2 separate regions of the Homo sapiens genome follow, and region 1 is linked to region 2. A link is a loop called in an ENCODE intact Hi-C map of the cell type or tissue named here. Cell type or tissue: mammary epithelial cell. All regions are shown on one strand.

Region 1 (5,000 bases), 51 kb before region 2:
CAAATAAGGTCAAACACAATGGCACATCTCTTGGTTCTTGCATGTGTGCATGTGACATTTTTCTTGGGCTCTCTGCTTGCTCATTCTGTTCTGGACTGTTTACTCTTGAGGCCTATGCACAGCTGTTGACCTGGAATTTGTCCTTAGCAATCACGTTGGGAATTCTTGATTGACCTGTTTATTGGATGCCATCTCTTTTGGTTTTGACCCTCTTTTGGGGAGGCACATTGCCTGGCTGCTTTGTGAGAAAGCATGTGTAGATGGAATTTTTTTGAGATCTGGCATGTGTCAAAATATCATTTGGTCTTCCCTTACATATGATTGATAATCTAATTTAAAGTTGGAGATTACTTTCCCTGGGAGTTTAGAGGGTTTGTTCCATTTTCTTCTGCTTCCAATTTTGTTACAGAATTGTTGCATGCTCTTCTGACTCTATGTACTTTGTATGTGACTTGTTTCTTTTCTTTTTGGATGCTTTTAGGGTATTTAAAAATCCCCCAGTGTTCTGAGCTTTTCTTGTAATCCACCTTGGTATGTCACTTTTTCATTCATTGTGAAGACTGTTCTCTTTTTTGGAGTTCCTATTTGTCAGATGCTGGAACTCTTGGATTTTTTTCTCCAATGTAATTATTGTTTAAAAAAAAATCCCTGGCTGTGTGTGGGCTTACACCTGTAATCCCAGCATTCTCAGAGGTCAAGGTGGGAGGATTGCCTGAGCCCAGGAGTTCCAGACAAGTCTGGGCAACATAGTGAGTCCTTATCTCTTCCAAAAAAAAAAAAAAAAAAATTAGCTGGGTGTGGTGGTATGCGCCTGTAGTCCTAGTTACTCGGGAAGTTGAGGTGGGAGGATCACTTGAGCCCAAGGATTCGAAGCTGCAGTGAGCTACTATTATACCACTGCACTCCAGCCTGGGCCACAGAGCAAGACTGTGTCTCAAAAAAAAAAAAAATCCTGATTTTTATCCTTTTATCTTTTTGTTCTACTTTAGGGGAACATTTACCTCTATTATCTATTAACCTCTCTGTTGATTTTTTTATTTCTGTGATTATAATATTAATTTCTAGGAGCTTTTTCTTGTTCTCACAGTATCTGTATTTTATAGCATCCATTCTTTATTGCTTTGTGGATGCAATATGTTTTACCCTCTTGGGGTTCTTAATTATGTATATTTGAAGTCTTCTCCCTGCATTGACCCTGTTCCCTCCTGAAGTTCCTGTCTGTCATGCTGGACCCTATTTCACATGCTTGGTGTTCATCTTGTCATCTTTATTCATGAGGAGGCACAAAGCAAGGCTTTGTCAATTGGTGGCCTCGCATAAGATGACCACCTCTTTTCAGAAGTCACCTTGTCTTCCAGTTTTGGTATCTGTAGATCTCTTTTCTTGGGCAGGTTAGTTTCTCCAGAAAAGTCTCCAGTACCAATCTCCTACTGGCCAGTGCTCTGGGAACCCAGCAGAGGAAGGGGCTGTGGAGTGCATAGTTCCACTTAGTCCTTCTCTTTTTCAGTCAGTCCCTCCACCTGGTCACTGTTCCTAGTGTCCCCGAGTGCAGATCTTCTCAAGCTTAACCTTTGCTGAGGTGGGAGGAGGGGCATAGCAAGCTTCATGGTTTAGCAAAGATATGGAGTTTTACTCCTTAAAATGACTTGCAAGCCATCCCCCAGTTTTCAGTGCTGCCTCCATCCTGTCTTCTCATCCAAACCCCACTTAACTGTGTCTTAACTTACACTTTCCTCAAGTTCTTTGCCGCATACTGGTTTGTTACTTCCTGACAATTCTGTCTATAGACGTTTATGTTTTGTCTGCCCCTGCTTTGAAAATTCACTCATCATTGGGCCATTTTCCAAAAATGTTTTCCATGAATTTTGTCCTCTTCCATTCTCTCTTCTCATGAACTTATCTCTGCCTCTCACTTACTGTCATTTAGGGGTGGTTTTGGGAGGGAATGGAGATAAGCACCGGGTTGTAATCTATCACATGTACCTGATAATCCCTGGTGATCAACTTGTGAGATTCAGTTCAATTTAGATACCTGGTTATCTGGTCCATTAAGGAAGAGTTCATTTGATCACTCTATACTTTTCAGTTTTATTCAGAGATTATTACTCTCACTGTCAAAATGAACTAAGTGATACTGTTTTGTTGGTTTGAGAATATAATAGAAAAAAGGTCAGTTATCTCTAAAGTATACATTCCAAGTCTGACCTCAGACCCAGTTATAAGCGTAACATAATATTTCCACCATTACAAAAAATAATGACCTTCATTGCCTGGAGCCATAATCACAGTTGGGTCAGTTTTTCTTAGATTTCCTATTAGGTTGACTTGAGTTGGGTCCAAGCTGGAAGAAAACATTCTTTTCTAAGAGCCCCTTTATCCAGTGGTCCCAGTTGTGTTCTATAGGGAACTGAGCTTCCTTGAGGCATCTCTGTAGATTCCATGAATAATGTTGGACCCTTGATGTTCTTCTCCATTCCCATGCTCAAATCACCCAGAGTATCTCTTACAAAATGCAGAAAGTTTTATGTGCCAGAAGCTTCCATCATTGAACATGTAAACACCACAGCAGAATCAAGGCCGAGTATTATCTTTCAACTTTTCTCCTTAAATTTCATTAGTACTTCAATTTTAGGAATAACAACTGATTTATTAAAATTATGTTTAATATATTATTAATGTGTATCAAAGATTACTGTAAAATTATTTTTGGGTCTTGTTCAACCATTGTAAAGTCAAAGGGCAATCAATTCAAATTTTAAAGGTTTTGTATCTCCAGAGTTTGAATGAATATAGGGGAATCTGATCTGATTTCTTTTGTTTTTTTGGAGACAGAGTGTCACTCTTGTTGCCCAGGCTGGAGTGCATTGTCACAAACATGACTCATTGCAGCATCGCCCTCCTGGGCTCAAGCAGTCCTCCTGCCTCAGCCCCCCAGGTAGCTGGGACTACAGACACGTGGCCAGATAATTTTTTGTGGAGTCGAGTTTTGCCATGTTTCTCAGGCTTGTGTTGGAATTCCTGGGCTCAGGTGGTCCACTTACCTCGGCCTCCCAAAGTGCTGGGATTACAGGCATGAGCCACCATGCTGGGCCTGATCTAATTTCTAATCTAGAGTTTACAAAAATCCTTTTAAAAAAAACAATAATATGGTGAAACCCCATCTCTACTAAAAATACAAAAAATTAGCCGGGACTGGTGGCGGATGCCTGTAGTCCCAGCTACTCGGGAGGCTGAGGCAGGAGAATGGCGTGAACCCGGGAGGCGGAGCTGGCAGTGAGCCGAGATGGTGCCACTGCACTCCAGCCTGGGCGACAGAGCAAGACTCCATCTCAAAAAAAAAAAAAAAAAAATAATAATAATAATATTTGCCTTCATATGGTAGAATTAATATTTTTCTGTTTCAGACGCCTCATGTTCTTTGTTGATAAATCAATAGATTGAGAGTATGTAGAAGTTCTGAGACGAAATCTTTCTATTTGCAGGTTCCTGTTGTCACTATGATAAAGAGTGCTGGGGCATCTGTTTTGTGCTAAAGCTAACTAGAAGTGTCGCTGCTCTGAGCAACAGGCAGGAAGTACTTCTGTCCTTAAAACCAAAAATAGATGCTCTTTCTCATTATCATAGCTCAAATGATCATCTTTTTTAATGAGATGGGCACATCCCTTGTGGTTTTCACAGATTTAATGACCAGATTATTTAATGCAGAGCTTGGGGAAGAACAGCTCTGGTAAGAAAGATGATGGAAATTTTACTGGAAGCAAAAATAACAACTTTATTCCTTCTTTTTTCTTTCTGCTAATGTTTTCAACCTCTTATTCCTTTGTTTGTTTGTTTAGAGATGGTCTTGCTCTGTCACCCAGGCTGAAGTGCAGTGGCACCATCATAGCTCACTGTAGCCTTGAACTCCTGGGCTCAAGCAATCCTCCTGCCTCAGCCTCCCAAGTAGTTGAGACTACAGGCACGTGTCATCACACCCGACTTGCTAGCATATTGATTGACTGCTTAATTGATGAGATGAGGTCTTGCTACATTGCCCAGGCTGGTCTTGAACTGCTGGCCTCAAGTGATCCTACTACTTTAGCTTCATTGTATCATTGTATTCATTACACACTGTAATGCTGAGATTACAGGTGTGAACCACCTCACTGGGCCTCCTGCTGTTTTTTTCTTTTGTTGTTGTTGTTAATTATTTTTCATGATTCTTAAAGGGATTCACTTGTCTTATTTTAATATATTGGTATGTTTACACATTTCTCACTATATTTTAACTTCCAAGAGACCATTACCACGGAGAAAAAAAATTATTTGTTAAGAGAGTTGGAGGTGTCAGGATTTAGGTATACTGTATGTGGTCTGACTTGCTTTGGACAGCTCTGCCAAGTATTGTGTATTAGTATGTTGGCAGTTGGAAGGTGAAAAATTGCTTCTTTGCTGATTTTAGAAAGTTCTGTTTGTATTTCTGAAAGTAAGGCAAGAAACAAAGAGAATAGAAGAAATTTAAGGGAAATAAGGTAATATATGTGAAGGTGCCTTGTAAACTGCTAAATCACATTACAGCAAGTGTTGAACTTAAAGTGAGAAAATAAGATCCACAAAGATGCTATAAAGAAAAATGGGAGAAAGAGAAAAGAACTTAGATAGGAAGTTGTTAAGAAGAAACAAAATGGGAAAATCATAATGGGGAATTTTTACATTCTAGGTTTTTTTTACTCTGAAAATTCAGGAGTAGTTGTTCTTGCTATATGAGCAGTGAAGTAAAAAATATTTTTTAGCCGAGAAGAATGTTCTGTGGAAATAATTGGGAAAAAGAATCTTATCTGGGGTGGTGAAAGTTGGATAGAAACTACTAGGCACAAGACCTAGTCTAAAAAAAGGTCTAAATAAAGATCTGTGTGTTGTAGGGGGTTATGTACTTAATTAAGGTGTAATTCACATTTGTTACCACTTAATTAAGGTGTAATTCGTATTTGTAGATCTCTTCTGAGCCTTTCCTTTTGTTC
Region 2 (5,000 bases):
TGAAGATACAGTAAATGAGAGAAGCCAGTCACAAAAGATCTCATTATATGATTCTGTTTATATGAAATGTCTATCATCACCAAGTTCACAAAAACAAAGATTAGTGTTTGCAGGGGTTGGAGGGAGGGACGAATGGGTCGTGACTGTTAATGGGTACAGGATTTCATTTTTGGTGATAAAAATGTTCTTGAATTAGATAGTATTATTGGATGCACAACTCTGTGAGTATACTAAATAGCACTGAATTGTGTACTTTAAAATATGGTATATAAATTTATGATATAAAAATTTTTTAACTTTTAGGTTCAGGGGTACATGTGAAGGTTTGTTACATAGGTAAACACATGTCATGGGGCTTTGTTGTTCAGATTATTTCATCACCTAGGTATTAAGCTCAGTACCCAATAGTTATCTTTTCTGCTCCTCTCCCTCCTCCCATCCTCCACACTCCAGTGTTTGTTGTCTCCTTCTTTGTGTTTGTAAGTTCTTATCATTTAGCTCCCACTTATAAGAGAAAATGTGCTACTTGGTTTTCTGTTCCTGCATTAGTTTTCTAAGGATAATAATCTCCAGCTCCATTCATGTTCCTACAAAAGACATTATCTTGTGCTTTTTTATGGCTGCATAGTATTCCATGGTATATATGTACCACATTTTCCTTTTTTTCTTTTTTTTTTTTTTTTTTTGTGGAGATGGAGTCTCACTCTTTCGCCCAGGCTGGAGTGAAGTGGCATGATCTTGGCTCAATGCCACCTCCACCCCCCAACCCCTACCCCCCACCATCCCAGCTTCAAGAGATTCTCCGGCCATCAGCCTTCCAACTAGCTGGGATTATAGGCATCTACCACCACACCCAGCTAGTTTTTGTATTTTTAGTGGAGACACGGTTTCACCATGTTGGCCAGGCTGGTCTCAAACTCCTGACCTGAGGTGATCCACCCACCTCAGCCTCCCAAAGTGCTAGGATTACAGGCATGAGCCACCATGACTGGCCCACATTTTCTTTATCCAGTCTGTCATTAATGGACATTTAGGTTGATTCCATGTCTTTGCTGTTGTGAATAGCGCTGCAGTGAACATTCATGTCCATGTGTGTTTATGATTTATATTCCTCTGAGTATATACCCAGTAACAGGATTACTGGGTCGAATGGTAGTTCTGCTTTTAACTTTTTGAGAAATCGCCACACTGCTTTCCACAACAGTTGAACTAATTCACACTCCCACCGACAGCATATAAGTGTTCCCTTTTCTCCGCAATCTCACCAGCATCTATTATTTTTTGACTTTTTAGTAATAGCCATTCTGATTTGATTTGCATATTCTTTAATGATCAGCGGTATTGAGCTTTTTTTCATATGCTTCTTGGCCAAATGTATGTCTTCTTTTCAGAAGTGTCTGTTCATGTCCTTTGCTCACTTTTTAATGGGTTTGTTTTTCTCCTGTAAATTTGTTTAATTAAGTTCCTTATAGGGTTGTGGGAGTGAAGGAGGACCGGAGAGATCATGGTGAAACTGGAGGATTTTTATTGAGTGCACTCAGACCCAGCGGATTAACATCCAAAAACTGGGCCTGGAACAAAGACAGCACTTGAATTTTAGACACATTTCTAAAAGGGGGTGGGCTAGCCTGAAACAAGTTTACAGTGGCGCGAATCGTAGTGGCGTGAAAGCAAGGATACAGAGGCAGAACAAAGGGAGTTAATTAAATTGTGACAGGTTCATAACTCAGGATTACAGGTGACTCTTCCTGTGCAGTCCAGATGGCTGTTATGGAGGCTTGCTCTAGTGCCTTGCACAGGCTTATCTCTTAACCTTCACTATGGCGCCCAGATGGCTGCAGCCCAGGCCTGCTCAGGCATGTCTTATAATCTTCACTGTGCTGCTTAGATAAAAACAGAATACTCAAGTTACCGGAAAACAGGAATCTGTAAACTCATAAGTTTTACTCATAGGGGAAAGGAAAATTTGTTTTCTTCTCCCTATGTTGAAGGAGGGCTGGGAGAGTCTCCAGGGCACATTCCTTTGAGCTCTGGCTTCTTAGATAATATTATTGAGACTTCACCTGGGTCCAGGCTTTGCCTGCTACTGCCTTTGGAATGAGTCACCCTAATATAGAAGGCTTGTTTTTCTCTTTTTAATTTTATTTTTCTTTCGTTCTTCAATTTCCTCCCTCAATAGGTGCTGGATATTAGACCTTTGTCAGATGCACAGTTTGAAGATAGTTTCTCCCATTCTGTAGGTTGTCTGTTTACTCTGTTGATAGTTTCTTTTGCTGTGCAGAAGCTCATAAGTTTAATTAGATCCCACTTGTCAATTTGTTTTGATCGCTTTTGGTGTCTTTGTCATGAAATCTTTATCCATTCCTTTGTCCAGGATGGTATTGCTTAGGCTGTCTTCCAGGCTTTTTATAGTTTGGGGTTGTACATTTAAGTGTTTAATTCATCTTGAGTTGATTTTTGTATACGGTATAAGGAAAGGGTCCAGCTTCAATCTTTTGCATATGGCTAGCCGGTTATTTCAGCACCATTTATTGAATAAAGAGTCTTTTCCCCATTGCTGTTTTTTGTCAGCTTTGTTGAAGATAAGATGGTCATAGATGTATGGCTTTATTTCTGGGCTCTCTATTCTGTCCCATTGGTCTGTGTGTTCTTGTTTTTGTACCAGTACCATGCTGTTTTGAGTACTGAAGCCCTGTAGTATAATTTGAAGTTGGGTAACATGAGGCTTCCAGCTTTGTTCTTTTTGCTTGGGCTTGCCTTGGCTAATTGGACTCTTTTTTTGGTTCCATATGAATTTTGAAATAATTTTCTTTAGTTCTGTGAAGAATGTCGATAGTTTGATAGGAATAGTATTGAATCTGTAAATTGCTTTGGGCAGTGTAGCCATTTTAATTATATTAATTCTTCCTACCCATGAGCATGGGATGTTTTTCCATTTGTTTGTGTCTTCTCTGATTTCTTTGAACAGTGTTTTGTAATTCTTATTGTAGAGATCTTTCACTTCCCTGGTTAGCTGTATTCCTAGGTGTTTTATTCTTTTTGTGGCAATTGTGAATGAGATTGTGTTTCTGATTTGGCTCCCTGCTTGGCTGTTGTTGGTGGATAGGAATGCTAGTGATTTTTGTACACTGATTTTGTATCCTGAAACTTTGCTTAAGTTGTTTATCAGCCGAAAGAGCTTTTGGGCTGAGGCTGTGGGATTTTCTAGATAATAGTATATAAATTATATCTCAATGAAGCTGTTATTTAAAAAAAATGAATGGAATAGTCACTTTCCTCAAGGCGTTTGCAATTTAGAAGAAGACATAGACATAGGATCTAATCATAGAAGTCTGCAACTTCTTATCTACTGAGGAAGTATGCAAGAACTGCTAACTCATGCCCCCCATATTTAACAATATGCCTGATGCTTTTCAGATCAAGAAATGAGCTTTGAGCTGATAGGATTGCAACTGATGAACAGTCATGTTTGACAGGGAAGTACCCCATTCTGCTCTAAGTTACAAAACATATGCTTTTGACTCTAAATATTCCTTGTTCTTTCGGGAGCCACGGTAGAGTTGAGTAAGAATTTATTTGAGCTGAGACTGAGGAGCAAGATAAATTGGTCTATACATTATATTAAAGGATTTTATTTTAACTCTTGCTCAGATGCTACATGGGGTAACAGCTGAGATAACTAACTGATCATTGATCACCCTTTCTCTGATATATCAAGGATATCCTTTCCTTTTTTTCAAGGAAAGGAAAGATGAATTTCCTGTTGACTTAACTATTAATAACAGTGGTTTCCTTTCAGTGTTTAATAAGAAACTCTCAGAAATTCTGTCTAGACATTTTATGTCAACATTTTTTGAGATGTTAATTGAAACACTTGCCTTTCCCGTTTTACTTGAGGATTTATTCTCCAAACATTTATGAGTGCCTACTCTGTGCTAGGCCTCTGTGCTGGTTGGTGGAGGTCACAGTCTAGTGGGAAACTCAAACAGGTTAATAGTAAAAGTAAAACAGCATGAGTGATGCTGTAATAGAAATGCATTTATGAAGGTGTGAGAATTGTGAGAAGTAGACTCCAGAGGGACAAGAGAAGGCTTCATAAAGCGGTGACATCTTTTCTGAATCTTCAAAGAGGAGTAGGAATTTGCTGGAGGGAAGGAAGGGTACTGAGAGTGTGTGGAGGGACAAGGAAGATGATGTATGCGATCAGAGCATTCCATGTGCCTCTGAAATAATTAACTCCATGTACATCATTTTATTCTTCCCAGATCTCACACTTCCTCTTCCAGTGGTTCTCCAAATTGGCCACAGATTAGAATCACCGCAAGAACATTTTAATGCCCTGACTGGGCCCAATCCCAGAGGAACTGAATCAGAATCTTAGAAGTATTTTTGTGGGTGGGGCCTAGGCATCTATACTGTTTTAAAAGCCCCCCAGGTGGTTTTTACATGTGGCCAGGGTTGAGAACAGTTCCTCATTCCCTTCACATCTGTTCCTCTGTGTCCGGAATTTATTCCTTCTGGTGGGTTCTTGGTCTTGCTGACTTCAAGAATGAAGCCACGGACCCTTGCCGTGAGTCTCACAGCTCTTAAAGATGGTGTGTCTGGAGTTTGTTCCTTTAGATGTTCAGATGTGTCCAGAGTTTCTTTCTTCCAGTGGGTTCATGGTCTCGCTGACTTCAGGAGTGAAGCCACAGACCTTTGCAGTGAGTGTTAAGGTGGTGCGTCCGGAGTTGTTTGTTCCTGCCAGTGGGTTCGTGGTTTTGCTGACTTGAGGAATGAAGCCACAGACCCTCACAGTGAGTGTTATAGCTCATAAAGGTGGTGTGGACCCAAAGAATGAGCAGCAGGAAGATTTATTGTGAAGAGTGAAAGAACAAAGCTTCCACAGTGTGGAAGGGGACCCAAGCGAGTTGCCATTGCTAGCTCAGGTGGCCAGCTTTTATTCCCTTATTTGGCCCCACCCACGTCCTGCTGATTGGTCCATTTTACAGAGCACTGAA

Evidence for each region. A loop is a pair of places that touch in the nucleus more often than their neighbours do. Peaks named below come from ENCODE experiments on the same cell type or tissue, not always from the same donor. Only the 100,000 strongest peaks of a DNase experiment are listed, where the experiment ranks them.
Region 1: a loop joins it to region 2, with 1.8 times the contacts of the local background. A loop is called at or near these places in 3 of 110 quality-filtered maps.

The regions. Positions count from the first base shown.
Region 1 is chr4:41,072,959-41,077,958 of GRCh38, reverse strand. The region is part of intron 3 of APBB2 (amyloid beta precursor protein binding family B member 2); the gene reads left to right. Among named protein-coding and RNA genes, the nearest start is that of APBB2, 140 kb to the left of the region's middle. In mammary epithelial cell, no CTCF peak of the experiment used is centred here; no DNase peak of the experiment used is centred here.
Region 2 is chr4:41,021,631-41,026,630 of GRCh38, reverse strand. All of the region lies in intron 5 of APBB2 (amyloid beta precursor protein binding family B member 2), which reads left to right. Among named protein-coding and RNA genes, the nearest start is that of APBB2, 190 kb to the left of the region's middle. In mammary epithelial cell, no CTCF peak of the experiment used is centred here; a DNase peak (open chromatin) is centred at 1,920.